Regions from separate parts of the Mus musculus genome. Here all the other regions are linked to region 4. The links are chromatin loops, found by intact Hi-C in ENCODE. Cell type or tissue: left cerebral cortex. All regions are shown on one strand. Region 1 has its middle 4.4 kb from the start of Foxa1. Region 2 has its middle 9.5 kb from the start of Foxa1. Region 3 overlaps Gm15524 (a long non-coding RNA gene). Region 4 holds the start of Nkx2-9 (NK2 homeobox 9). Region 5 holds the start of Gm46352 (a long non-coding RNA gene).

Region 1 (5,000 bases), 940 kb after region 4:
TGTAAATGTACCTGTGGATATATGTCAGAAACTAATTCTTTTTGCAAAGTTCCCACCGACAGCAGGATCTCCGTTTCATTTGTAAAACGCGGGGATGCGTGGCTTCCTCAGTCTGGTCCTGGGGACTTCCAGCAGGGCCGAGAAGCTTCCTTGTTCCTGCATGGTTGATTGTCTGATGTCCTCTTGGCTTTTCTACAGCAGCAGCTAGCATGACTTGGACGGTTCCTGTGGGTAGTAACAACTTAGCAATATATATATATATATAGTGTATAACAAGTTGATGACTTTTGGGGGGCCCTGTCATGTGGAAGGAGTTAATTAAAATATCACACGTCCTTTCAGCCCGGTTTCCAAATCTACTTTGCCCCCCTTTCAAGTCTACTTAAAAGGCGAAGGGGGCCATTCATAGCGTGAGACCACATTGAAGTTTCTCAAAAGCATCGTCAAAATCCGAGAGTGGTGTTACAGAATGGACTCTGCTCCCTTTAAAGCCTTGATCCGGGTGTTCTTGGGTTTGTGGCAACAACACAGCGCCTCCTGCACGTACGTTCCCGCAATGCCGGCGGGCTAGACTGGATTGAACCGGGGAAGGTGCCAGGCAGCAGGGGCTTTGACTCAGAGTGGACTGAAGCCACGAAGTAGGAAAAGCAGTACTTCAGTTACTTCTTTGCATTTAGTGAAGGCCTTTGTGGACACCTAACAAATTCTGTTGGTGAAGTTGTTTAGTGCACCAAGAGACCAGGTTCCCCCAGATTAAAAAGTGAAACAGTGGGGTCATTTCCTTCTAAGTCTTCGACTTGGCAACCGCACCTCCCCCCAACCCGCGTGGCGGCGGGAGGGAGGGGAAGCGAAGGGCTGTTGCCTTCACTTTCTGCTTAGTTGGTACCCAGATAAGGAGTCCAAGCATCCTAAACCTTGTTGTATCTAACATCTTTCCACCAGTAGGCCCCTATGACATAGAAGACAGGGCAATTATACCTGCCTTCAACTTGGGGGCGGCGGCGGGGGGTGGTGGTGGACTGAGAGAACGCAAGAGAAGGGAACCACGCCACGTGGTCTCTTCTGTGATGCCCATACCGAACTTGCCCAGGATCAGGATTGTCGGCCATAGCCTAGGTCGCCCCAGGTAGCCTAAAGGCTAAAGTATATCCAGGAAGCCAAGGGCAGTCGGGAAGGCGGTCTGCTCTGGTATGCCAGTCGGTTTCAACAGAGGAAGCAGCTCTGTCATGCCTGGAAGCTGATCCAGCTATGGCCTTCAAAGCTATCTGCTCAATGCCCCACCAGTAGCACAAGGTCCCTTGACTGACTCTTCTGCCTTAGCCTACCCTTCCCAGAGTGACCTGGGAATCCCGCAGGTTATCACGGGACAGAAGGACGCAAGGGATGTGGCATGAAAGGAGGACAAAAAAAATCCCCATAGGATCCTGAGACCAGCTGGTGCCTCTTGTGATGCTAGTGACCTTCGCTGTGTTGCTGAACTAAGACAGGGCGTAGGGCTTCGAGCCTGGACCACCCCTGCCCGGCCCCCGTAGTACCCGCTGGAGTCTCTAGAGCGCTCCCTCCCTGGATCTCCCTAGTGTGCCCCCTTTCCTCGCTGACTCTACCTCCCATCTCCCCAGGGTTGTGGCCAGGTCAAGGCCGCTGTGGCCCCAGGCATGCTCGGTGCTGGGTGGTCGGAGTTCCTCCCCTGGGCCCCACCCTCTCACCAGATAAGAAGCTTAAATCCTCCTCCTGCGGGGGGGGGGGGATTAGACTCAAAGCAACTAAGTTAACTGGGTTCAAAGCCAATTCAGACTCAGACCCGCTGAAGGCTGCACCCAGAGACCTGCACTGGAAGCGTCCCCTTGCACTTGCTGTGCGGCGCCCTGAGGGTTCGAGGTGGGCAAGGCTGGGGAGGTAGCTTGGGTGCCTTCCCAGGGTGAAGCCAGCTCTGGTTACCCCTGGCCCGGCGGCCCTAACCAGCGAGTGCCACTACTACCCAAACAAGACTGATATCAATTCAGGGCAAGCATTCGGGTTCCTGCTCTTTCGCTGCTCCTTCTTTTCCCATCTTCACACGATCCTTTTACTCTTTCTTCTGCCATTAAATCTTCGTGAAGGAATCAGTTCACGGCCTGCAAGAAGTCCAGTCTCCAGTAGGTGAGAGCCCTGGGGCCACCTGATAGGCCAAATCATCTACTGTTCTGAGCCCGCACACCTGTTCAGGTGTGCCTTTGCGCTACACATATTCGCATTTAGGGCTTTCGGTTATTTTGTTTAAAACGAACAAAAACAGGCATTGAGTTTGTCGTTCTCTCGCTCCTTGAGCTGTCGCCAGGTTTCAGAAAGTCCGGGGGAGTCCGTGATCCAGGCTTGTCCGTCCGCAGCCGGATGTCTAAGCCGGAGCTGCTCCCCACCTGGCCTCGCCCCGCGGGCGACAAAACCGTCAGTCTGGCCGCGAGAGAGCTTCACCTTGCCAAGATCAACTCACATTTTCATGTATTCAAATGAGAAATGTTGGGAAGAACTACTTGCCTCTGGGCAATCCACAGCCTTGGAAGGAAAAGTTAAGTCTCCCATCTTCCCTAGAGAAAAATTACTTGCATCCCTGCAGGAGCGCTCACTGTTCCTCTCCGGCACCTCCCGACCCCAGGCCGCATCTGGATCCCCGTGGTCCTCTTGAGACGCTTGTCCTGAAAGTTAGCTACTGCTTCCATCGGCTGAGCTAGTTGGAAGATTTGCTCAGCCGGTCCCTATTTCCTAAACTAGCCCCTCAAGGGCGGGGATAGGTCGGGCTCACTGGCCTTACTTACTGTTTCCTCTAATTAAAACACAAGAGGGTTCTGAAGGAAGATGGAAAATGATCGTTTCACATAAAGAGCTGGAAAATAAAGGGCCAGGGTGGCAGATATCCTACTGTGTACCACAGACTGTGTACCACAGGGCTTTGAGATCCCTGGCGTTTTCCAACTGCTGCCCTAGTGTGTGGTCCGGACTTCATCCTTCACAGGACAACAGTCCAGTCCACGCTAAGGGGAACCAGCCACGGAAGCTGAGGTCTCCGAAAAGTCAACGAATTTCACCTTTTGCTTCCAGGGTTGCAGCTTAAATGTAATCCTTCCCTAAGGGCAGAAAGTAGCCAAATCTTTAGCTTCCTAAAGCCACCCACCCCCTCCAATCCACAGGAGTGCCGCACTTTCTACACACCCAGCAGCAGCGTTCCCACATCCTTAGGTGGTTTAGCTTGGCTTATTCAAATGTGATTATCCTCACATTTACATAGTTCTATATAACTGATGATTTCGAAACAATCAACTAAACCATACCATTCATTTACAAAGACAATAAAAGCATTTCATTTTCCCACTGTATTCATGTCCTGTCAACCCCCTCTAATTTTGAGAGTGAGTAACAGACACAAGTAGGAGGTTTTTTTTTTTCTTTGTCCAAAAATATTGATTGGTGGGCAATTTGGGCTTGCTGCTTCTCCTGTTTCCAGTAGCTATCCTGGAGTATACTGGGGCTGTTTATCGTGGTGACACAGTTATTTGGACTTTTGGTGTTTTGTTTTGTCTTTTGTCTAATGGGTTACAGAGCAAGGCCTAGCTCATCTTGCTTTTTTGGTTCAGTTTGTTTTTGAAGAGGCAGAGTTGTCATTGGAGCCATTGGCTTAGGTGGGCAGGGACTTCCAGTATTTTCTGGAATGGTGTGATTCAGGCTCCATGGTGTTCCTGACTCAGAATAAGGAAATGTTTGCCCACTGTTGGACATTATAAGTGGCAGCAAGCCCAAAGCAGCTCCCCAGAGTGAGAACTTAGGCTTTCCCCAACTAACAGTGCATTAGGCTTTAGTTCCATGTCTTGCTACAGGGACCTACCTGCTCTGTCCTTAACATCCCATACAACAAATTGTCCTCACCCTATCCTTTCTTGTTTGTTTCCCCTTATGGTCACAAGTAGCTCCCAGAATTTCCTCTGAGGAGAGCCTGGAGCAGAACTGACTAGCCCTGAGATTGGCCTGGCTGGTTTCAGGCAGGGGGAGATTCCTGAATTTGGAAAAGGAATTCAGAATGGTCAGAGGGAAAAAAGCCTCAGACCCCCAGCTTTGAGCCTCTTGAACCTGGGTCTCAAACTGATGGCTATCAGGTAATATCAAAACAAAATGTTCTCCTTCTCTAGCTCCCTGAAAATGGATAGAATCATAGTGGATATAGGTTGGTCGATGTACCGGCCCGAACAAATATTTCACTTTCCCTCGCTGTGAAAAGGCAGTGGCAACAGCATATATCAATAGAAGATATTGATTAAAAGTTAACCCCATCAATTTTCCATCAAGCACAAACGTTTTACTCAGAACAGTACAGGAAAATGTCGGGGTTTAAATAATGTGTTTAAACTGGCAAATAAATAAATAAAGGGAAGAGATTTCTGAGGTTGAGGTTACACAGGGTACAGAGCTTGCTTGCTGGGCCTCACCCTGCACTGGCTGGTGCTGGGGGCTCTAAGGCTGCCTAACAGAGGTTGCTTGGTGACAGTCACCTTCAGGATCTTCCTTGGTTCCCTTTTCTCGGTGGGCCTTGGTAGAGGGAGCAGGCATTATCAGACATTGGCCTCCACACTCCCTCCACCCTTAGAGTACAAAGTATTGTGTTCTATCCATCTTCCCTGAGTCCTGTAATGACTTTTCTTAAAGAAACACCACTCACCAACCAGAGAGTCCTCAACTTAATTTTTCCTCACCAAATTTTATTTGCCATGCAAATAGGCATCGGGAAGTCGTTATGAGAGTGCACAGCTCCATCACCTCTTCTGAGGGTTCTCCCACTCCATGGACACATCTGGTGTTCTGTGTCCTCTAGAGGTGTCTGTGCTGCTCAATCAAGAAAGAGCTGCTTGAAGCTTGGGTAGGGCCAGACTCACTATATACTGATAGGTCTCGCAGGTCTGATGTAAACTTGTTTTCCTGCAAATGTTTTTGAAGATGCAATCAATTTGCAGGTTGTACTCAGCTTATCCAACTCC
Region 2 (5,000 bases), 920 kb after region 4:
GGGTACTGGCCTGAAGATGCAAGGGTCTCCTGGATACGCCTCAATAAAGCTGTGGTTTGCTTGAAGATTGGGGTAACCATGATTAATTAGTGAGAAACGACTCATCTGCACCACGGAGTATTGTTGCTTAAAACAAACAGAAGCACATTATATCCTGTTTTTAAAATTATTCTTTATCTAGCAGAACTAAAAAAAAAACGTCAGTGCATTCTTTCCCCAACTGAGAGACCGGGCTCCTGTTGGAAGCTTAGTCATGACCACAACACCAAACTAACCAGAGATGTAGGTATCTTTGACAAGGTTTCAGATAGTCTCTCTGTCTCTCTCTTTCACACACACACACACACACACACACACACACACACACACACACACACACACACACGGCCAACGAATTGATAGTGCCTGTTTTAACTTTCATGCACTAGAAAAACAGAAAAGCAAAGCAATGTTGGAGAGTGCTGACTGGGCAGGGACCCCAGGAGAACCTCGTAGCAATGGGCACCTGCACTGGATTGTGGGCATCGTTCCAGGGAGGCAGTAGCCGCAGAGGACTTCTGCAGCCTGCTGCAGGGGGTGGGGGGGAGTTATAGTGTTCAGCCACCCGCCCAGGCTCCATGGTGTCCTTTTCTGGATACCTAGCATGAAAGCCAATGGGGAGCTCCTCAGCTGGGGGCTGGGAGGGATGGCTGCTTACTCTGCGCTTGGGGGGGGGGGGGGGGTAAGGGGGGTGGAGCAGCACCACCAGGACAGAGGGGGCCGGTAGCTAGGGCCCTTGGGCGGCCTCCTGCCCGGCGCGCCCCGGAGGCTGGAGGCCGCGGTGGAGCAGAGTAAACACGGCACTGCGGGGCTCGCCCCACCCCTGCCCGCTCCGGGTCGTCGAAGAGCCCGCGACCCCGCCCTGGGGTGCCCCAGGCTGGACTGGCGAGCTGAGGCCGCACCCTGGTGCGGGTCCCTTGGAGCAAGCCTGGCTGTCCCACCCCGTCTGGCTGGTCCCCTTGCACAGGCTAGAGCCCTGCTTTGCTCTTTTCGTTGGCCAAGCACAATTGTGTTATTGGAGATAATGAATTCAATCCCCATCAAAGGGCATTAGGCTTGCCCGGGCCCTGGAGTTGCTGGTGCCTTTTTTTTTTTTTTTCCCTAGAAATGAAAGGCTGAGGAGGAGAAGAAAAAAAAAAAATCTCTGGGGGAGCCTTTCCCCTGATCGCTGCTTTTGAAGTGAAGGGGCCCGGGCATTGTTGTTCACCTCGTGGCCCATAAGGCTGAAGAAAGCCCGGGCTTTTGATGGGCTGAGAACCGCCTCGGCAATGAGCACTACGGGCCAGGCCGCAGTTCTGCGGGCAGCATATGTCTCAGGGCACCCGGAACCCGTCTGGCGCGCAGGACCGTGGGCCTCCTCCTCCCAGAGGAGCTGGGACTGGACCCAAGGCCAGCACCCAGAGGCGGGAACCCTGGGGTCTGCCCAGGGCTGAGATCCAATTTGATGCCCCCCCACGGATTTGGTGGAGTGGCGCAGGGGGTCCCTTAGAGTAAGCCTTTAGGAGCCAGAACCGCCCTTCCTTCTGGAAAGTAGAGGCCTTGGTGAGGGCCACAGATCCAGCTGATCGGAACCATTCTTTCCGCACCCTAGACCCCAACACAGTTGGCTGAATCCGACTGCAAAGGTGTGCACCTCAAAAAAGGGACCTCTAAGGGTTTTCCACGGGGAGTGACGGACACTGGACCCCAGGAGCGTGCAATTTTCTCACACAGCCAGGAGGGCACTGGCTCACTTTTTAAAAAACAAAAACAAAAAAACAAAAAAAGCAAAAAAAAAAAAAAAAAAAACTTCTTGAAGGCATTTATTTTCATTGCCCCAATGCGAACTGACCCCACCTGGATCCATCCTCTCACCCTTCCAGCCCCCCACCCCCTCCTCTGAACTCTTCGGTCCCAGGCTTGGCCACAGAAACCTTAGGGCTCCTGTCAGGGCCCTCCCTACCTCGGACCTCCTCCCTCTGCCCGAAGGATCCGGGTTATCCGCCCCATTAATATATTAGCCAGGCATAACACAAAGGAAGCGCGTGTCGGCAGAAGGCCTTGTGACTCCAGGGAGAGGCCAGGAAACCTGGACAATGCCCTGCCCACTTCACCGCACCTTGCAGACCCAGTCAGTGTATCCGCCTCCACCTGAAAAATGGTCATAACTGGGCGTCTAGGCGTGAAGCTCAAAGCTCCTAGGTGGAACCCAAAGCTAGACAAATGTCCCACCAAAAACGTTCCAGCCGCCTAGTTAGTGCAGAGAAAACCGGTGTTGGGGAGCACAGAAGATACAAGACACTGATTTCCTCCCTCCTGCGTAAAGGACCCTTAAAATTACATCCATAAACGAAACAAACCTCCACAGAGACCCTTACAGTCTTCTCATTCAATCGACGTTTTAAAAATAGCTTCTCGATGTCAGAGAAAGGGGAAAAGAAGAAGAAAAGGAGAATCTGAGGCGGTGATTGGACAAGCAATAGGGGAACAAACTTCAGAGGAAACGGGAAGAACCCCAGACTTCTACTTTCTTTGATTATTCCCAATTTCCAGGCAATGCTTTGGAGTGGAGGGGAGAATTTCCAGGTGGTTTCTCTTAGGTTCAAGGGCTTCAGGGCCCCCCTATGTGTAATCCTTAAGAGGAGTTTGGGAAGGTAGAAGGCGACTTTATGAGTAGAACTTTGAATCCTGTTTCCCCGGGTGCCCCAGGTCAGGTTCTGTGTCGGATTTCAACAGACTAGCATCTCACCTGGATTCTAAAGCCCGGAACACAGCCCTTTCCTCCCCAGATTTTAAGGGATGATACCCTGCCTCGAAATTCCAAGTCCACTGCAGTTTTAGCGCACTCCAAAGTATCCTGAGGTAGCATTTCTAAGCCTCCGCTCGCGGGGCTGCAGAGCTGTGTGATCGTAGCTATAGCAATTGGAGAGCTAGAGAGAAATAGAGGCAAGAAAGTCAGTAAAAGTGAGTGACTTCTCCCTAGGTCAGGTTTTAAAATGTTTGGAATGAAAATGTGTTTTACAGGTGACAACTGAACTTCTTAGGTATTCTCCAGTCCCACACTGCTGGAGGAAAGGGGGCGGGGGTGAGGCTTGTAAACCCAGCTGTGCAAAGTTCAATGAATGGAGCTGGCCTGGGAGGGAAAAAGAGAAATACCAATGGCATCATTATGTCCCAAAGTTAACTATTTGGAAGGTAGAGGAGACTTAAAGAAGTCTATGTTAGATGTATTTGGACAGCTAACTACTAACCTTAGGTAGAACTAATGTGGCTACTTTTTAAAATGTCTTCTCTATGCGGTGGATTGATTCGAATGACGTTCTGAGCTCTGCTATGCTATTTTGCCCTTACATTCTTAGTCTCCTGGGACTCTCTTGAGGTGTAATTACACTTTCAATTTGGGTAAATTTTATACCTAAATTTCAACATAATTTGATTACCTATTTAGGTCAGGGTGGCTTGTAATAATCTCTTCTTGCGCTCAATTATCTTGAACCAAGGGGCATTTTCTAACTGCATTTGGTTGTAAAACACATCCACAATTCAAGCAAATAGTTAATTTTCAAGACAATTTTTAAAAGTTTATTAAATACATACTACATAATTTAAGCAATTTTATTTTCAATGAGGTTTTTTCCCTCTTGACATATTGAAGTGTCACATTAAAATACATTATAGCTAAATGTTCTATGATATTACTGCTAAATCAACAGAAAGCCAATTGATCTTGGGGAAAGGTTAATTAATTTGGGCTACAGGTCTCCTACTTTCGTCTGTAATGAAAAGAATTTCTATTGATCAAGGCAGGTTTTTTTGTAAAGAAACTTAATAAGCATTTTTCCTGGAACTAAGATCAATATTTTAAATGCCAAAACAACAGAATTTCCTAATTTTATCATTCTTGGAATTCTCTCCTGTCGTGGTTCATTCAAAACGGTTAAACTCGAGAAAAAAAAAATGTTTAACAGTTTCAGTAAAATCCGCCTTCTGAAAAAAGAAAGCAGAAGTTAAGAACTTCACTAGCATATGCTTATTTTCATCGCTTATTATTTCCCATCCGTCTTTCTGAAGTGTGGGAGGCCACTAAGGGACAATAGAAATTGGATTTTATCTTTGAGATTTGAAGGTGATCTCGGCCGATCTCACAGAAACCGGGCTGAGCTGCCTTCTGCTTGGGAACACTTCGGAGTTTTTAGTTGCGCTAAATAGAATTTCCTTATCTTGGGCTCTTTTTTGTTTTGTTTTGTTTTCAATCAAGGTTTAAAAGGGTTTCAGAGCTGAGCTTCTAAACACAAGGTGAAAGTCATTATTGAGGCTCCCCTCCCAGGAAGGCGCTGCACTCACTACCCAAAGGCCTTTCGGTGCTACTGTTTACTCCGTGGCGTGGCGGATCCCACGGCCCCTGGAGCTTTCCACTTGGGTCAGTTGGAAGCCTTTTCCCTCCTCGCTGCCCCCGCTTCCGGCCCCTCCCCCATCCCGAGCAAAATTCAAAAAAAAAAAAAAAAAAAACCACCCTCAGCTCTGGCCATTTACTGAGCCCTGGGCGCCCACTTTCTGGAGGATGAAGCAACAGTGAAGAAAACAGGACCCGGGGTCTAAAACGGGGTGAGGGCGGAGGACGCCCTGGTCGTTCGCAGGCGGTGCTCTCGGGAGGGTCCCTGCGCGCCGCTGGAAGCACAGATGTTTTCTTCCTGGCCCGGACGCGGCGCCCTGGCCGGGCGATCCGGCGTTTGTGTGTCAGGGTTTCCGAGGAAGGGATTACGCAGCGGGAGCGACTCGGCCAGGCAGGCCGCGGGGTGGGCTTGAAACCCGGCGCCCGGTCTCCTTTGTTGACTTTTAGGTCTGTAGCTCAACAGAAGATTTATTCGCTAGGAGGGGAAAATGCCCAAACAATGAAGAACTAACTGCATTTGTCACCTCGGGATGCTTGCGCGGTCCGCTCTACCCCTTCTGCCCCGGCAACCATCTGTCCGGGGCCCCCA
Region 3 (5,000 bases), 77 kb after region 4:
AAAAACTGCTAAGGGAATTTGTGTTGTCAGCTCGCCAGAACATCAGATTCACACCTCTGGTCCTGCAAAAGGTGCTAGGGGGCTTTAAAACAGTCCTGTGTAGCTATGACCTTGGCTTTCTAGCCCACTAAATAGTGGCTCACCCTTTACCTATTGCTTGGGGCTGTTGTCTCAACCCTGCAGGAAATAGAACCCTTCTTTCCCCAGCCCTCCAGATCTACCCAGAGAGCCTGCCCAGATTGGCAATACTGGCACAGCTGTAATATATGCAGGGCACTGGTTCAGAATTTTGGGTCCCCAGCCACCACAACCCTACCCCCTCTCAACCATTTTATTTCTAGGCTGGATAGAGAGAAGCAACAGAATCCAAACAACAGCACTTCAATACCCCAAAACCTCCTGTAAGACAGACTTTAATAAGACTTCGTACCAAAAGTAAAGAACTATGAGAATTGTTCCTGTTGTTTAACACCCTCGGATATTTTCCTAAACTCTCCCTCAAGAAATCTCTCTCTTACTTTTTGTGTTCTGGGCCCACCCTTCTCACTTAAGAGTTTTCCATTTGTTTGTTTGGGTTTTTTTTTTTTTTTTTTTGGTTTTTTGTTTGTTTGTTTGGTTGGTTTGGTTTTTAAATTTAAATGTTTTGTCATATGCTACCTGACTAAGATGTGCTCTTAAACATCTGTGTATCTCTTTAAAACTGCACAGGCAGTCTTATTAGATGTGTTTATTGTTTCATTATATAAATAATATTCGTTAAAATATTTTTGTGTCTGTGCAAAGAGCAAAAGTCAACATTATTGTTTGGTTTTCAACTAAAATAGAATTTAGGCAAGCTGGGCTCTTAGTAGAAGGGTTCTTGCCCAGCATGTATGAGGCCCTGGGTTCAGTCCTCAGCTCTGCAAGAGACTAAAAAGATGTGAGCTAATACACACTAGCTTACAGCATTTTGTTATTGAAAGGTAAATCATGTAATGTCCGCAATCCACTTCAACCGGGAACCTTAAAAGCTAATGCACCTGGTGTCGAAATTCGTTTACTCTGAAATTGTATGATACTGTAGTGTATAATCTTAGTTTATTAAAGACGAATTAGATGTGTGGAGGGGTGTTTTGTGTGTTTTCCCTAGCTTTGGTTTTCTATTGAAAACTGCTTGGTGTGTGTGTTCCTCAGCGATTTCCCCAGAGATCCCGTTTTTTTCAGTAGTAGAGGGATGGGTTTACCATCTCCCATTCGCTCAGACGCCACTCACAGAGCCTCTAGCAAGAAAGTGGGGAGGTGGGCTCCTTAGCAGGGACTGCTTGGCTGAAATTTTTTAGATAGGCTTTGGCAGAAGTAAGAAGGAAAGGTTTTCTCTGGTCTCAGAAGGGAGTTTCTTGGGGCAGATAATCTGCAATAGAAGGTCCTACCTGCTCCTGTCCAATCTCCAATGAGAGTCAAGGGCAGGCAGCAAGAAGAAGCACTGCTTGTTGGCACCTGGCTGGAGACCGATGCAGGTGGGTCGACCGCTGTTAAGCTGCTTGAAGCCTGCAGGGCTCCGTTGACCCATGCCAAAATGCGGGCTGAGACATCCTAGTCTGGACTGGAAATTCAGTTGAAAATACCTGTTTGAAATGTCCTCAATCTAGTCAACTGGGAAGTGACTTCGCTCATCTCCCATTTAGGGGCGACAACAGAAGGAATTCGCCTGTGGTCCACAGCCAAAGCAAGTCTCCCAATCCAGGAAAAATCGCTTTCTCTTCACTTGATTGCCACGTCTCCCAGAGCCCACTAAAGTCATTTTGTCATTATGTTTTAAACATGAAATAGTTCATCTCTACGCTGTCTTCAGGGTAATGCAAGGAGGGGATGACTTGAAATGGATTCTCCATGCATCTCCAGGAAAGGAAGGCGGTGGTAGCAGGGACTCCGCAGAGAAAGCAGCTAACTTTATCTAACACGGGCACTTTCAGGTCACTCGGGCCCACTAGCTGTGCTAATAATCAGTCCTAATTGTATTGTTTCAGGGCATCTCCCGATTTTGTTCCCACTATAGTGCTCCGGTGACCCACGGAGAAACACACAACAGATGCCAGTACAGATCCCCAGAAAAGTGAATATTTTCTGTGCTTTGGTTGACATGTTAACATGTCATCCCGTGGACAGGTCATGCCAGTCGCAAAATAAATTGAGCCGCAGAACAAAATTTCTTCTGGTCCTGCCTTGGCCCTCTTTTTGCTATGAGGCTGGGCACCGTTGGAAGATGCGTGGTCCCCCTTCTGGCTGCACTCTGCGTTCTTGCCCCTGGCTCACAAGTCCTAGGGAGGGTCAGAGCAAACAGCTGGAATTCAAGCGCGCTTTCTGGCTCTCTTCTGGTCAACCCTGACCTATTCAGCTGGCATTCTGTCCATAGTGAGGAGTCCCAGGAAGCAGGTCCTCTTTGACAGGCTCTGGGGTTTGGCTTAGGGGAGGTTGTCTTTCCTAAGATGTGGAGGGGGTAGGGAGTGTTTACTCCCATTGTAGACACCTGCAGTGCGGAGTCTTCTTCTTTTCTGGGGCCTTTAGTAATGAGCTATTCCCGGAGAGTGGGAAACCGGAAAGAGCGAGGGTAGTGGGAGCCTAGCTGGGCTTCACACTTTCCTCTTGTTTCATATGTAATGCGGCCTTCTTTAAATGTCTTAGGTGTTCACATTTGATCTACACGCGTGTTTTATCGTTGTAAAGGCCACTGCCACTTTGGAAGGCTATCATGTTTGACTTCGTGGCCTCTCACTAAATAGTGGGATGAGCCAGCAAAGAACCAGCCCACCATTCTCTTCCCTTCCTTTAGAGGAACTTCTTTTCAGTTTTTAGCTTTCCCAGCCCATAGAGGAAGGAAAATCCATGACCCTGAGTGCCCCCCACCCCCACCCCAGGGCGGTGAAAGATCCTGCAAAGTAGGGTGTGGGAGGGAGATAGGTGTTTCCAGTAACGTGAAAAGATCGGTGCTTGGGTTTAACGCGATGGCGCGTGACGAAGCGCGGTGCGCGACTTAGAATTCAGCACAATGTTAAGGTGAATTGAAGCCTTCGATTTGCAAACGCCCTTCCCAGACTTGTCGGAGCTGGAGTCAATCCGGCGCCTGTAGGTGGCGCTGCGATGAGGTGCCGGGGTGAAGGGAACTCTGGCTGAAGTCTGAAAGACATTAAAGGGGGAAAAAAAAACCTGAAGAAAATTTCCACAACTCCCTTTCTGCCTCTCCACCTCGGCCTGCTACTTTTATTTCGGGGGAATAGCGGAGATAATACCGCGGGACTCTGAGCTCTATTAGGGGAGAGAGCACAGAGACCGCTGGACAGAGAGATTCTACCTCACTGTCCAGTGTCTCGTGCAAAGAAAACATCCTGTCACCAGCTGTCCGGAGGGAACGTGCAATGATTTACTCCTAGGTCGTCGCATCAACGAATATGCTAGTGACTGACCTGACCGCTTCTTGTGGGCTGACCTTCAAATGCCATAAATGAACCTTCAAATGCCATAAATGAACCTTCAAATGTCATAAATCGTGTCTAAAGCCCTAGGTCAACAGTTCGTGCCCATCCAAAGCTTGGCTAGTCTAGGGCTGCCGACTGGCCCTAGTAAGTGCTCTTCGATCCCGTAGCCTGTGAGCAGCCCCGGACCCCGACTGTCCGATAACCCTGCATAGAGCATAACCTGACCACAGTAACCCGCACTCAATTCCCGGCCTTCACAATTGCTGTCCTGAAATCAGAATTAGAGGCGCAGCCTGGTTCTCCTTTATCTTTTCCAGGCAGCTTTAGGCTAATAGGGTCTTTCCAGGAGTCTGCCTCATTGAGCTAGCACAACAAACGCCCATGGGGAAGCTCACAAACCACTGTACTAAAGGGCCCCGCAGTTTTGCTTCCCCTCTCCCCACGTCCCGCCCCCCAGCTGCAGCTCTCAAAGTCGAGTGGAAGCGTAAGGTCATTCATTGAAAGACCAAGGCCAGCTTCCTCGCCATCATACATTCACTACTAAAATTGCAACCCTGGCAAAAGCGAGGTCTCCTCTGGACAATTACAGGGTCAACGGGGCCTTCCCCGACCCCCAAACTCCTCCTAGTCGCCTTCTCTCAGTAGAGACCTGATTCATGCTCGCAATTGCTGTCCCTCAGCCAGGAGTATTGCTCCTTGAACAAAAATACATTCTCATTCTCTCTCTATCTCTGTCTCTCTCTCTGTCTGTCTCTGTCTCTGTCTCTGTCTCTGTCTGTCTCTCTCTCTCTAATAAACAAACGCAATCATACCATAGGAGGCTCAAAGCCATCCTTCTAAAAGCAATTCCACTGTTGAAAACTGAAAAATGGGTGTAATTTGCGTTCAGAAAGTGATGTTAGGGTCACGGCAATTTCCCGGGCCGTTATTTATTTTTACTTTAAAGTCTTTAGGGAAGATTTGCTTATAGACTCGGATACAGTATGAGAACCCCGGCAACCCCGCTCGCCTTCAAAGCGGGAGGGGGCCTGAAGGTGGAGAACAATTACTGAGTGACGCTAATATGGGGAAACTGAAAAGAAATGTCGATTGTTTTTATTGTAACAGAAGGAGTGAGCAAACAGAAAAACCAACCCCGGCTGATCGGAAACAGGCAGGCGGAGAATGAAAAGTGGGTTTCAGGCCGCAACAGGCCCCTCCCTCCCCTGGCCTGGGAAGGAGCGAGCCGGGCTAAGCGCTCGCTGGACTCCAGCACTGGCATCTCGCGACCGTCCAGCCCCTGCTCTCCGGGGACGTCTTCCCAGCTCTCGCCCACCCTCCCGCAGCCTCACCTGCCGCAGAGGAGGAAGCCTTCTCGGTATGCGAGGTTCCTCCATCTGGCGGAAGGCTGAACAGCCAGTAAGCAACGCTTCGGTAGTCAGTGGGCTCCAATTGAAGTCCCCTGAAGCTTCTGGCTGCGCGGGTTCGTCCACAGCGTCGTCGTCGCCAGCGAGCCAAGGGCAACAGGTCAGTGTGAGCGCCCCTCTCGCGCTACCCTATCCTTCCCTG
Region 4 (5,000 bases):
ATGGCAGGATCAGACACTTGCTCTGGGGAGGGAGACCCTGTGGAGAGGGAGCCCCTGACTATCTTCACAGCTGTTGGCAGAAAAGACTTGGATTCAGCTTTTGAGCCACAGAGGAAATGAGCACTTTTCTATTTGATCATAGGTATGGACAGAAGAGCATAGATGTCAACCCGAGTCTCTAAAATGAAACCTTGAGATGTGGATGCATTTTTCTCTTTCCATGGGGTCTTTTATTTCTGAAGAAAGGACTTTCTGGCCAATGACAAAAGAATATAAAAGACTAACAGTTTGTATATCATGCCTGCTGGTGCCACTGTCCCCTTCCTGTCCAGAGCACAGTTGGCTCACTGGGTCCATCCTGCTGTGACTCAAATTTGGCTCACCATTTAGGACCATGATGAATCTGGATGTGAGTACACTTTCCCCTCACCCTTGTTAAATCAGCCTCCCTACAGACCCCATCCCTTTTTTCTTCAGATTTCACATTTATAGACCCTTCCCACTCCACAGGGTCCAAGATCTGCTGAATAGGTCTCTTCTAAACTTTCTCCCATTCATGCAGGAAGAGCATGGAAGAGCCAAGCTCACAGCCAGCTACAAATCCCAACCCAGGCCTTCCTTAGAAATCCCTTCCTCTTTTTCTTTCACATCTGCTCGGCCAAATCTAACAGAGAAGCTCCTACAGGTCCCAGTATATGTCTTACAATGTTGGGGCTCCCTCCCTACCAATCATTTGTTAGAAAGGGGTTTTATGATACAAATTTGATAATCTCCCATGCACATTGGCACTATTCTAATTGAAGTTGTAAGCCCATAAAATTCAAGCCCTTTGTCTTCCTGAAGGCCACAAGGTTTAAAAAGATACTATTGTCCTGCCTAACACCCACTACATTGTCTCCAGGGACTGATTAAACAGAGTTCTGAATTGAAACAGTGAGGATTTTGTCTAGGTCCTTTTTAGGCCTGACAATGCCTTTTTCAGTATCCAGCACAAAAGGAGGTTTAAGGATGGAGATTCTTCTGAGATAGCCACATCCATATGGAAGACAAGGTGACAGGCAGCTGAGACCCAAATGTACCATCCACACACCCCCATTCCAGGTGACAACCTTGATGCCTTCTCCTCCTCCTCTTCCTCCTCCTCCTCTTCTTCTTTGGACAAGAAATCGAGGACCTTTACCAAGCCTAATGCTTTCTCTTCAGACCTCATCAGGGGCCTTGTCCCTGTTCCTGGACCAACTGGACACCTCTCTCCTCTCCTCTTTCTGAAATGGGTTTCCAGAGATAAGGTCACAGCTTCAGAGACAGCGACTGCCTGCCCTGGATTTCCTCCCTCACTATATACCCAGGAAAAGAACAGGGGCAAACCAAGGCCTGGAATGGAAAGGAGATCATTCCGTGTGTGCACTGCTGACTGGACTCTTACTAGCCGATCGCACCCCAGCATAGCAATCCTAGCATTACCCTCTTTCCCTAGGGTAGCCTGGAAACAGTGCCCTGGGCAGGTCATTCTGTGGCCCTTTTTATTTCTTCAATGCCCTCCCTCTCCAGTCCCACCACTGCCGGGTAGAGGAGGCAGGAAACAGCACATTGAAGCGCTCATGGCATTAACTGTATGTTCCAAGTTCCTTGCTTCCAAGCTCCTCAATCCTCAAGTCCTGGAAACAGCCTTGAGTCAGGACCCTGCTCGAGGGGCAGGATAAGCTTTCAGTCTTGGAGCCAGAGACTAAAGAATCTCCAGCTTCACTCTGCAGAGCTACCCAGATCGCCTCCGTTGCCTCTCCTACTCCCTTTCCTCCCAAAGTCTTGTTGGGACTTTATTCTGACCTACAGTATAAACCGGGGATGGGTCTCAGTGTAAATGGTCTTTCCACCTCCAGCCAAGGGAAACCAGTTTCCATCCCTTTAGTGGTAGGAGCGCCAGCGACCCAACCCTCCACAGTATAATCTAGCGCAACAAGTCAAGGGGAAAACACTCTATTTCTTTTTTAAAAATAAGTTGCTTCATACAAGTCGCTATTTTAAAATATACAAATAATGCTCAAGAAATAAAATCTTGCTCTGGGACTGGCGCCCGGGCAACCATTCCGAGTCTTGGAGACAGTCCCTTGTGTGTGTGTGTGTGTGTGTGTGTGTGTGTGTGTGTGTGTGTGTGTGTGTGTTTGCCGGTTAGGGCAATCCAGGGACCCAGGACTCAAGAAGGGCTCCTGCAAGGGTCACCTCCTGACTTTGGTGTGGCTGTAGCTCTACTGCGGCGGACCAAACAGCAATGTCCCAAGTCTAGGGTGGCTTTAGGCACTCCGCAGCAGCCTCACCAGTTCCAGGAGACCAGAGCTGGTGGTGCTAAGTGCTGGTAGGCTGGGAAGAGGCCAAGCGCCGAGCCCGGTCCGAAGGCGGTGTAGCCTGGCACCGGACACGCAGTGGCCAGGCGTGCGCTGCACTTGTCCTGGGGCACCGCAGAGGTCCCCTCACCTCTGCCGTTGTTGCTCGGTGGCCGGTCGTGAACCAGCACGGGTACCACTACGCGGCGCAGCAGGCCGGGAGCGGCGTGCAGATCAGATGATGCTGCCATATCCGAAGGCTCTGTGATCCCAGGCGCTCGCCCTCGCTTCAGCTTGTAGCGGTGGTTCTGGAACCAGATCTTGACCTGCGTGGGCGTGAGGCGCAGGAGTCGAGCCAGCTGTTCCCGCTCCGGCGCCGACAGGTAGCGCTGCTGCCGAAAGCGCCGCTCCAACTCCAAGGTCTGGGCCTTGGAGAACAGCACCCGCCGCTTCCTCCTCTTCTCCGGGTCGGAGCCGGGGGACTCCCGCCTGAGCGAAGCCAGCTGCGACGAGTCTGCAGGGCTTGTCTCCAGGCCGCTCTCGTCCGAGGCTGGGAACCACAAAGCAAAGCAGACGTCGCCTGGTGAGAGGCCAGCCTCTACGGGTGTCTGGGACCTGTCTCCCACCCTCGTCTCCACCTGGAGTCCCAATTCTCTTGCTCCGGGCTTTGCGACCCATTTGCTTTGCTGTATTCACTTCTGGGTACCCACGTTCCCTACTCTTACCTCAACCATACTACAAGAGTAATCGGCAGACCTGAGATGATGCCCCAGAGAAACCCACCCTGGGGTCCTCTTAAAGGAATCGCAACAGTAACTGAGCTGGCAGACTAGTTTCCCACAAGCTGAGTCACCCATACCGGCCACCTCTGATTTGAAGTTTGCAAAGCCCTGGGACACAAAAGGAAGGTTTCAAATCTTTAAATATCCCGGTCTTTTCGGATCGCCAGACACCAAAACCACTACCTTCCTCAGCAGTCCAGGACCAAGATCTACTCTCAGGATGTGTGGACTCAGACGCACCACCTGTCTGTTTGAGGACCACAGAGCTTCGCGCTTGCTCTAGGGTCGAAGGAACCTGATTCTGGGTTGGGAATCTCCACTCTCCATCCCTGACCCCAGAGGCTTGGCTGGGTCCCTCCTCCGCACTCCCCACCCCCGGCCGCAGTCCTGGCTCACTCACACAGGTAGTGGCTGCACTCCGACTCCAGCCAGGCAGCAGTCTGTGGAACGCACGTCTGTTGCTCGCGCCTCACCCTAGGCTTCGCATCCTGTTCAGGTAAATTCAGGAGGCTGCGCACCGTGAAGCCGAGGCGTCCAGAGGTGGCCATGGCCGAGGAGGGGAAGAAGGTGGGGGGCAGGGTAGGCTAGGGACCCAGGGACAGCTGGGGACGCCGCTCCTAAGGATGGAAGTGCGAGGCGCTCGCCATGCGCTGGCCTTGAGACGCCAGCACCTTTGCGGGAGGAATCCCTATTTATATTAACAGCCCTTGCTACTCGGAGGGCTTTGAAAACCGCAGTCGGGGTGTCCAGGGTTTTAAGTACCTGAATGAGTGCTGGAGCGAAGCCGGGGCAAGTCCGGAAGGTGCCATCTCCGCCCCCCCTTCCCCCGCCTCCCGCTCCGCCCCGCCCGGCACCCGCCCCCTCTGCAAGACTACCTCCCAGAGGTCGCAGGAAGCTGGCCTGGTATTAGCGATTGTCTGATTAGACCAAAGTGGGGACAGATAATGGGGATTGTTACCAGTGAATAACATCTTGGGTGGCGAACAGTGACCATGGTCCTCCCAACTGAGCCCCAGCTTCCTTCTCCTCTCAGGCTGACGTGGGGCCTGGGCTGGGTGGTAGAGCTGGGGAGGGTGGAGCGACTTTATTATTCCTTGTTTGTTTTTCCCCGGAGCTTCCCTGCTGGAATGGTAGTTTCTCATAATTATTTGGAAAGTGATTTATAACTACGTTAAACTGGCGCACTTTTTTTTTTTTTTTGGTAGCATTCCTTAGATATCAGAGGATGGCCTGGTCTTTCCAGATGTCTAGGGCACAGATTTTGCAGGAGCCTACATACACACACACACACACACACACACACACACACACACACTCACCACACACAGTCTGAAAGGTCTGGAAGCCTGTGGGAGAGCTTGGGACCTGTGTCTGTCTCCTCAGGCCAACAAAACAGCCAACATCCAGGTCCCGAAATGTCCATCCTGGTCTGGCATCTATGGACCCTGAGTCTGGGACTCTGGCTGAGCTCCTCCATTCGAGGACCCAAGGGAGGTAGCAGATTTTAGGGTGGCCTACCAAAGCTTCCTTGGTATTGTCACTAGGGCTTCGTCCCTGCCCTTCATCTCCCAAGTCGGTGCCAGTTAGCAGCATAGGAAGGGACAGTGAGCGGTCTGCATTACTCACTGCTCACAGTGTAGCAGACCACACCACAGCTGCCCCGTCTGACATAGAATGGGCGGATAGGCAGAATTAGCAACAGGCCTGCCCAAAAGAAATGTGCCTGGCAGGAGATGTCTCCCAGATCCTCTAGTCACCAAGGGAACACAGATAAAATGATCCACGTGGAAGGCGGGTGAAGGAGGTAGGAGAGGGCAGAATCCGGCAGCAGCAGGCACATTCTGTTGGCCTTTCTAGTCTTCCTCTGGCTCCAGTCTAGCGCTAGAGTGCGGTCTCA
Region 5 (5,000 bases), 93 kb after region 4:
GCAAAGATGCCCGATTGCCAGGAATCAGAACTGCATGCACATTTCAGCCATATGTGTACCTACTTAACATGTTTGAAAATTAGTTTTGAATGTCTGAATTTATCTTACACATATGAGCCTTGTAGCTCATATGGGACTCCCGTTCAGAACTCGTTGTTGACTAGGAGAGAATATTTCTTTATCTTGGATTATTCAACCACATTTGTAAGTAAGGAAGTACACTGAGAAAAGGAAATCCTTAGCCTCGTCTGACTGTGAAGGAAACGTTGTCTACTTGTTCTTTCTATGTAGTCAAATGAAAGCACAAAAATCTGACTTAAAGTGATCAAGTGGATAAAAGTGAGATGGACAGCCATAGGTGTTGAGCTATATCTGTTCTTTTCCATGAAATTTGGTAAAATTAATAATTGATTTTATTCACCCAGTTCATAAATAAATGCATAGTTTATGAAAAGTTTAGTCTATATTGGCTTGTTTCCTCAGAACAAACACATACCGCTTACCTGGTAGGTAGGTTACAGGAACATGAATGGTAGAGTTACAAATTCCCAGTATCTTCATTTTGGGGTTGAATATGTTAATAGAGACAGCAAAGTTATTATAACATTAGTTAGCAATTGAGATGTTAGAATAGAGAACAGTCTATAAATACTTGCACTAAAAATGTTCTGAATTAAGCAACTGGTGACAAGAGCTTAATTTAAAAATGGAGTTTAACCTAAAATCTTATAAAGTATTCATTTGTGCATTATGATGATACATTTGAATCATCTTGAACATGATTTCCTCTTGGAGAATTGAAAAATATTGTTTGATAATTAAAAAACAAATAAATCCAAAAAATTTAAAACTCATTTTTCAGAACATGCTAACTTCATGAAGATAAAAAAGAAGCTGTTTGGAATTTTCTTCACACCAAACAAAGTTAACCTTTGATAAATTATTTTATAACTTTATAGAGAATGAACTTTATAGTCAAATGCTAGCGGTCTTTGAAATTTGTCATACTTATGAAAAAGATGGTCCGATTTTTAATTAACTTTCAACCAGTAGTACTTTTAAACAAACTTGATAATAATTATATATCAACAAAGTGTGTCATGTGAGATAGCCAAAAAAAAAAAAAAAAAAAAAAAAAACCCTGAGAGTTCAAAAGACCTGAAGCTCAATGTCACTAGATGAAAGGATTGTAAATGTTCTTTTTATTATCTTACAATGTCTGCGGTGACTGACATTTTAAATGACTTGATCATTGTGCAATGTAAACCTATATAAAAGCATCGCACTGTACCCGGTGCACATAACTTTTGCTGTATGTCAAGAGAATACAAAATATAATTAAACAAATCAATGTAAGGCTATATCAATTTTAATAATATTTTAGACATAAAATTTAGGAAAAAATAGGTATTACATTTCTTATAACCTAGAGACATTTGGGCCTAGGTAAAAAGTCATTCTCTTAGATGAATGTTGAGCCCTGGTTCTCACTGTCACTGAATTTTACCAGGCTTGTTTTATTAGGGTCATTACAAAATAAAGAAGGGAAAAATTGCAGTTTGAAAGACAATCTCAGAGAAATAATTCCTCAAAAATACCTGCTCATTTTCAGATGCAATTTTGTGTTTTGTTTATGAAATTGATGTTGTAAATATATGTGAGGCACAATTGTTTTTATGGCCAAATATATTTTATCATAAAGCCGGGGCAAACTCATGTCATCAGCAAGCAAAGAACACATGGGTTTGACGAGTGGCTGACAGACAGACTGTGAGCAGAGAACTGGCACTGGGCTGGTATTTGCATTTTCTTCAAGAGAGAAAATGTTGAGTGGACAATTTCCAGAATTTGAAAAATAGTCTTTAACTTCTAATTTCCAGACAGTTGCCATATCAGTTTCTTCTTCTTTGTCTTTTTCTTCTTCTTCCTCCTCCCCCCCCCCTCCTTTTCATACTCACAAGTGTTTGGGTACGTATACATTTCCATCTTCTTAGAGTTGGAGGAATACATGGAACAAGTATAAATCAAACAGTGAAGGGCTGGTTGGAACTCTTATTTACTTTTGCCAACAGCTTTATTCATTTGGCTTGCTTGAAGTAAATACTTGTCTTGTGATAGGGTGGTGGTGATAAACTCTTTATTTTGTTCTTAAAACAAGAGAATCATATCTTTTCCATTCACAAGTCTTTGGTAAGTCATTTATAAAATGTCTCTCCTGTGTCCCCTTGTGTGAGCCTACAGGATGTTTGAGGCAGGTCTCTGTCTGCTAGTACAGCCGTGTGATCACTTAACACAAGCTGTATTACACCTTCAGTAGCACAAGCTATATTACATGTATTACACCTTCAGTAGCACAAGCTATATTACATGTATTACACCTTCAGTAGCACAAGCTATATTACATGTATTATACCTTCAGCCTTTTCCTTGATTTCTTCCAGTGCTCATGAGATAAGACCTGTCCTTTCCTGAGACAACTCAACATAGAAAACTTATTTTCCTCTGGGACACGCAATTTATCTGTTTCACTTTGTATTAATAAATCTCATTTCCAAAGTTAAGTGGAGGGTAGCTGGCTGTGGGGCGGGTATTACAGACTTCTTTCAGAGGAAAGAATTCTTACTGCTTTCTAGGAAGGTCTATGTGAAAAGGAGGTTGATGGGTTGAAGTCTTATTTATGAAATATTTAGGCAAAGTCATTTTCAAAAATGAGATTTCTATCGCATTCCTATTGCAGGATTTCATGTGGAAAATTTGTTTATTTTTCTCCTGGGATTCCATATGTTGGTTGATTTATAAATCATATTTACAATCCAATTAAACAGTGTAATTTAACATGTTTGCTCCTGCTATATTTATGGTGTACATTTGGGAACCTAACTAGCTTTTTAGATTAATTACATGCCTTCACTGGAAACATTGAGCAGATTTGGGGAGTTCATGTTTAAGTTTGCTCCTTCCCAGGAAAGCATAAACAAACACCAACTCTACCTGTGCTTGTTTTCCTTTGCTGTGGAAAATGTTACCCTTCCGGGGATTTCTTTATAAAGAACGATCACTTTACCCAGTAGAGACTTATTACTTTTGTTAATGTCATGGTTCAAAATTAATAGTGAGAAAATTGGTATTTATTGAGATACTGGAGTAAATGGACAGTCAAGCTGGCGGGAGGGTGGGGGCATTTGGAAGCACATTTGTGTTTTCTTGCTTATTCCCCCAACCATTTCCCCCAGATTTTGAAACCTGAATACCCCCCCCCCCCGCCCCCCGCGCGCCCCATTGTCCCAGCCAAGTCAGACGTGAGTTACTCTTCTAAGGTTGAGGGTTGCTTTATCCTTTCTCTTCCTTCATGTGACCACTGTGCGCCCCTCCCCCCCTCACTTCACGAATGAGATGAAGCTGTCTATCTGAACTTGTTGCTCTCTCTTGGGTCTTTCTGGAACACAGAGGGAATTGAGCTACTAAATCAGTAAATATGGTGGTATTTTGAGAACCTTGAAATATTCACTATTACTACACATAAGAACACGAAGTTAACTTTAGTATTTTAGGTATGAGAACTTGGGTAGATATAGAAATTCATAGGATATTATTATATTTGATAAATGAATAAATTTATGGAGCAAATATGAAAGTAGGCCCACATATGTGGGCCCAGGTAAGCAGACTACAGACAGAACAACAGAACAGCTTATGGCACACCACAAAAGAGGCTATAAGCAGTAAACTATGCTCCCTGCACCCACCAATAGGTGGGCAGTGATAGAAAATAAAATTCGACAACAGATATTTTCTGCTAGATAGATCATTAATATGCCACGCATATTAAATCTTTTAGCACTAGGCACCAAATGTAAAGTTTTCTATTATATAAAAACTAATTTACTATTTTCCTCCCGTGTGGAAGATTGAACCTGGGCTATATGCATACTAAGCTATAGCTATTGAGCTGTACTACCAGGCCTTAGTATTCTTATTTTGTTTATCTGGGTGCACATTGGTACTAGTAGTATTAAATATTAATTAGTGTTAGACAGGGCTCAAACACAGCTGTGGATACCTTTCCATAATTCTACTTGGATGATTACATTCCAAACTAATTTTTAACACAATTTTTGAGGGAATAAAATAATAAAATAGTGAATAAAAGCAATAAGAGCAAAAATTTCTATGTCATGTTAGACTACACCCCACTTGCCCCTGTAATTTGATGGCCACCAAGATTTTCATTCTCCAAGAACTCTAAAGTAAGTTCCTTTGAGACATGATTAGTTAATCTTAAAAAGGGGACACAAAGATTTTTTTTCTCCTGAAAAATAAAACAATCTAATAAAGAGAATTGAGTTCCAGAAGAGGGAAGAATTGCTCTAATAGTGCTGTTGCTTGAGTATAAGTTTCATCTCCTTCTGACTGTCTAGAAGAAGCACCATGGCAGACTAGAGAAGGCACTATAGAATCAGACAAGAATGACAAACTTTACATATATGGCTATCAACTGTCTAACTCTCCTTGTAAAGAAGAAAGAATTTCAGTTTTATTGAACAATGACACGAAGTCATTTCTTTTTAATTGTTTTGCGCTTTACCTAAAAGGACATCATTTGGGGGGGGGGTGGAAATATATTTTAATGCCATCTTGTTATAGTAGTATATACCTGTGGTCTCTGGTTTGAGGGTTACAGGGAATGATTTTAGCCCAGCCTTGGTACTCAGTGAGACCCTGTTTAAAAACAAAAACAAAAGCTGGGCATAACAGTGTATATGCTTTTAACTCTAGTACTTGATAGGCAGGAGGCAGGAGGCAGGAGGCAGGAGGCAGGAGGCAGGAGGCAGGAGGCAGGAGGCAGGAGGCAGGAGGCAGGAGGCAGGAGGCAGGAGGCAGGAGGCAGGAGGCAGGAGGCAGGAGGCAGGAGGCAGGAGGCAGGAGGCAGGAGGCAGGAGGCAGGAGGCAGGAGGCAGGAGGGAGGCAGAGGCAGGCAGGATCTCTATGATTTGAGGCCA

What was found. Hi-C counts contacts between places; a loop is a spot of excess contacts. Peaks named below come from ENCODE experiments on the same cell type or tissue, not always from the same donor. Only the 100,000 strongest peaks of a DNase experiment are listed, where the experiment ranks them.
Region 1: it touches region 4 in a loop (4-fold over the local background); 7 of 42 quality-filtered maps call a loop at or near these places.
Region 2: it touches region 4 in a loop (4-fold over the local background); 7 of 42 quality-filtered maps call a loop at or near these places.
Region 3: it touches region 4 in a loop (2.3-fold over the local background); 7 of 42 quality-filtered maps call a loop at or near these places.
Region 5: it touches region 4 in a loop (2.1-fold over the local background); 6 of 42 quality-filtered maps call a loop at or near these places.

Annotation. Positions count from the first base shown.
Region 1 is chr12:57,548,002-57,553,001 of GRCm38, forward strand. It overlaps a transcript of Foxa1 not described here and a transcript of Ttc6 not described here. Among named protein-coding and RNA genes, the nearest start is that of Foxa1, 4.4 kb to the left of the region's middle. In left cerebral cortex, no CTCF peak of the experiment used is centred here; DNase peaks (open chromatin) are centred at 555 and 2,588.
Region 2 is chr12:57,534,103-57,539,102 of GRCm38, forward strand. No RefSeq gene overlaps it. Among named protein-coding and RNA genes, the nearest start is that of Foxa1, 9.5 kb to the right of the region's middle. In left cerebral cortex, no CTCF peak of the experiment used is centred here; DNase peaks (open chromatin) are centred at 2,365, 4,188 and 4,930.
Region 3 is chr12:56,686,822-56,691,821 of GRCm38, forward strand. It overlaps Gm15524 (a long non-coding RNA gene), which reads right to left. Exons shown (of 3, transcript XR_003950120.1): 2 at 4,784-4,902; 3 at 1-3,153. It also overlaps a transcript of Pax9 not described here. Among named protein-coding and RNA genes, the nearest start is that of Gm15524, 5.4 kb to the right of the region's middle. In left cerebral cortex, a CTCF peak has its summit at 3,104 (motif pointing right); a DNase peak (open chromatin) is centred at 1,523.
Region 4 is chr12:56,609,409-56,614,408 of GRCm38, forward strand. Nkx2-9 (NK2 homeobox 9) reads right to left here and starts at 3,876. Exons shown (of 2, transcript NM_008701.2): 1 at 3,504-3,876; 2 at 1,985-2,871. The coding sequence starts at 3,651. The coding sequence ends at 2,312. All of the region lies in intron 3 of Gm26973 (a long non-coding RNA gene), which reads left to right. In left cerebral cortex, no CTCF peak of the experiment used is centred here; DNase peaks (open chromatin) are centred at 2,619 and 2,935; H3K4me3 peaks cover 377 bases.
Region 5 is chr12:56,702,642-56,707,641 of GRCm38, forward strand. The region is part of intron 3 of Pax9 (paired box 9); the gene reads left to right. Gm46352 (a long non-coding RNA gene) reads right to left here and starts at 3,228. Exons shown (of 2, transcript XR_001780619.1): 1 at 2,344-3,228; 2 at 1,186-2,308. In left cerebral cortex, no CTCF peak of the experiment used is centred here; no DNase peak of the experiment used is centred here.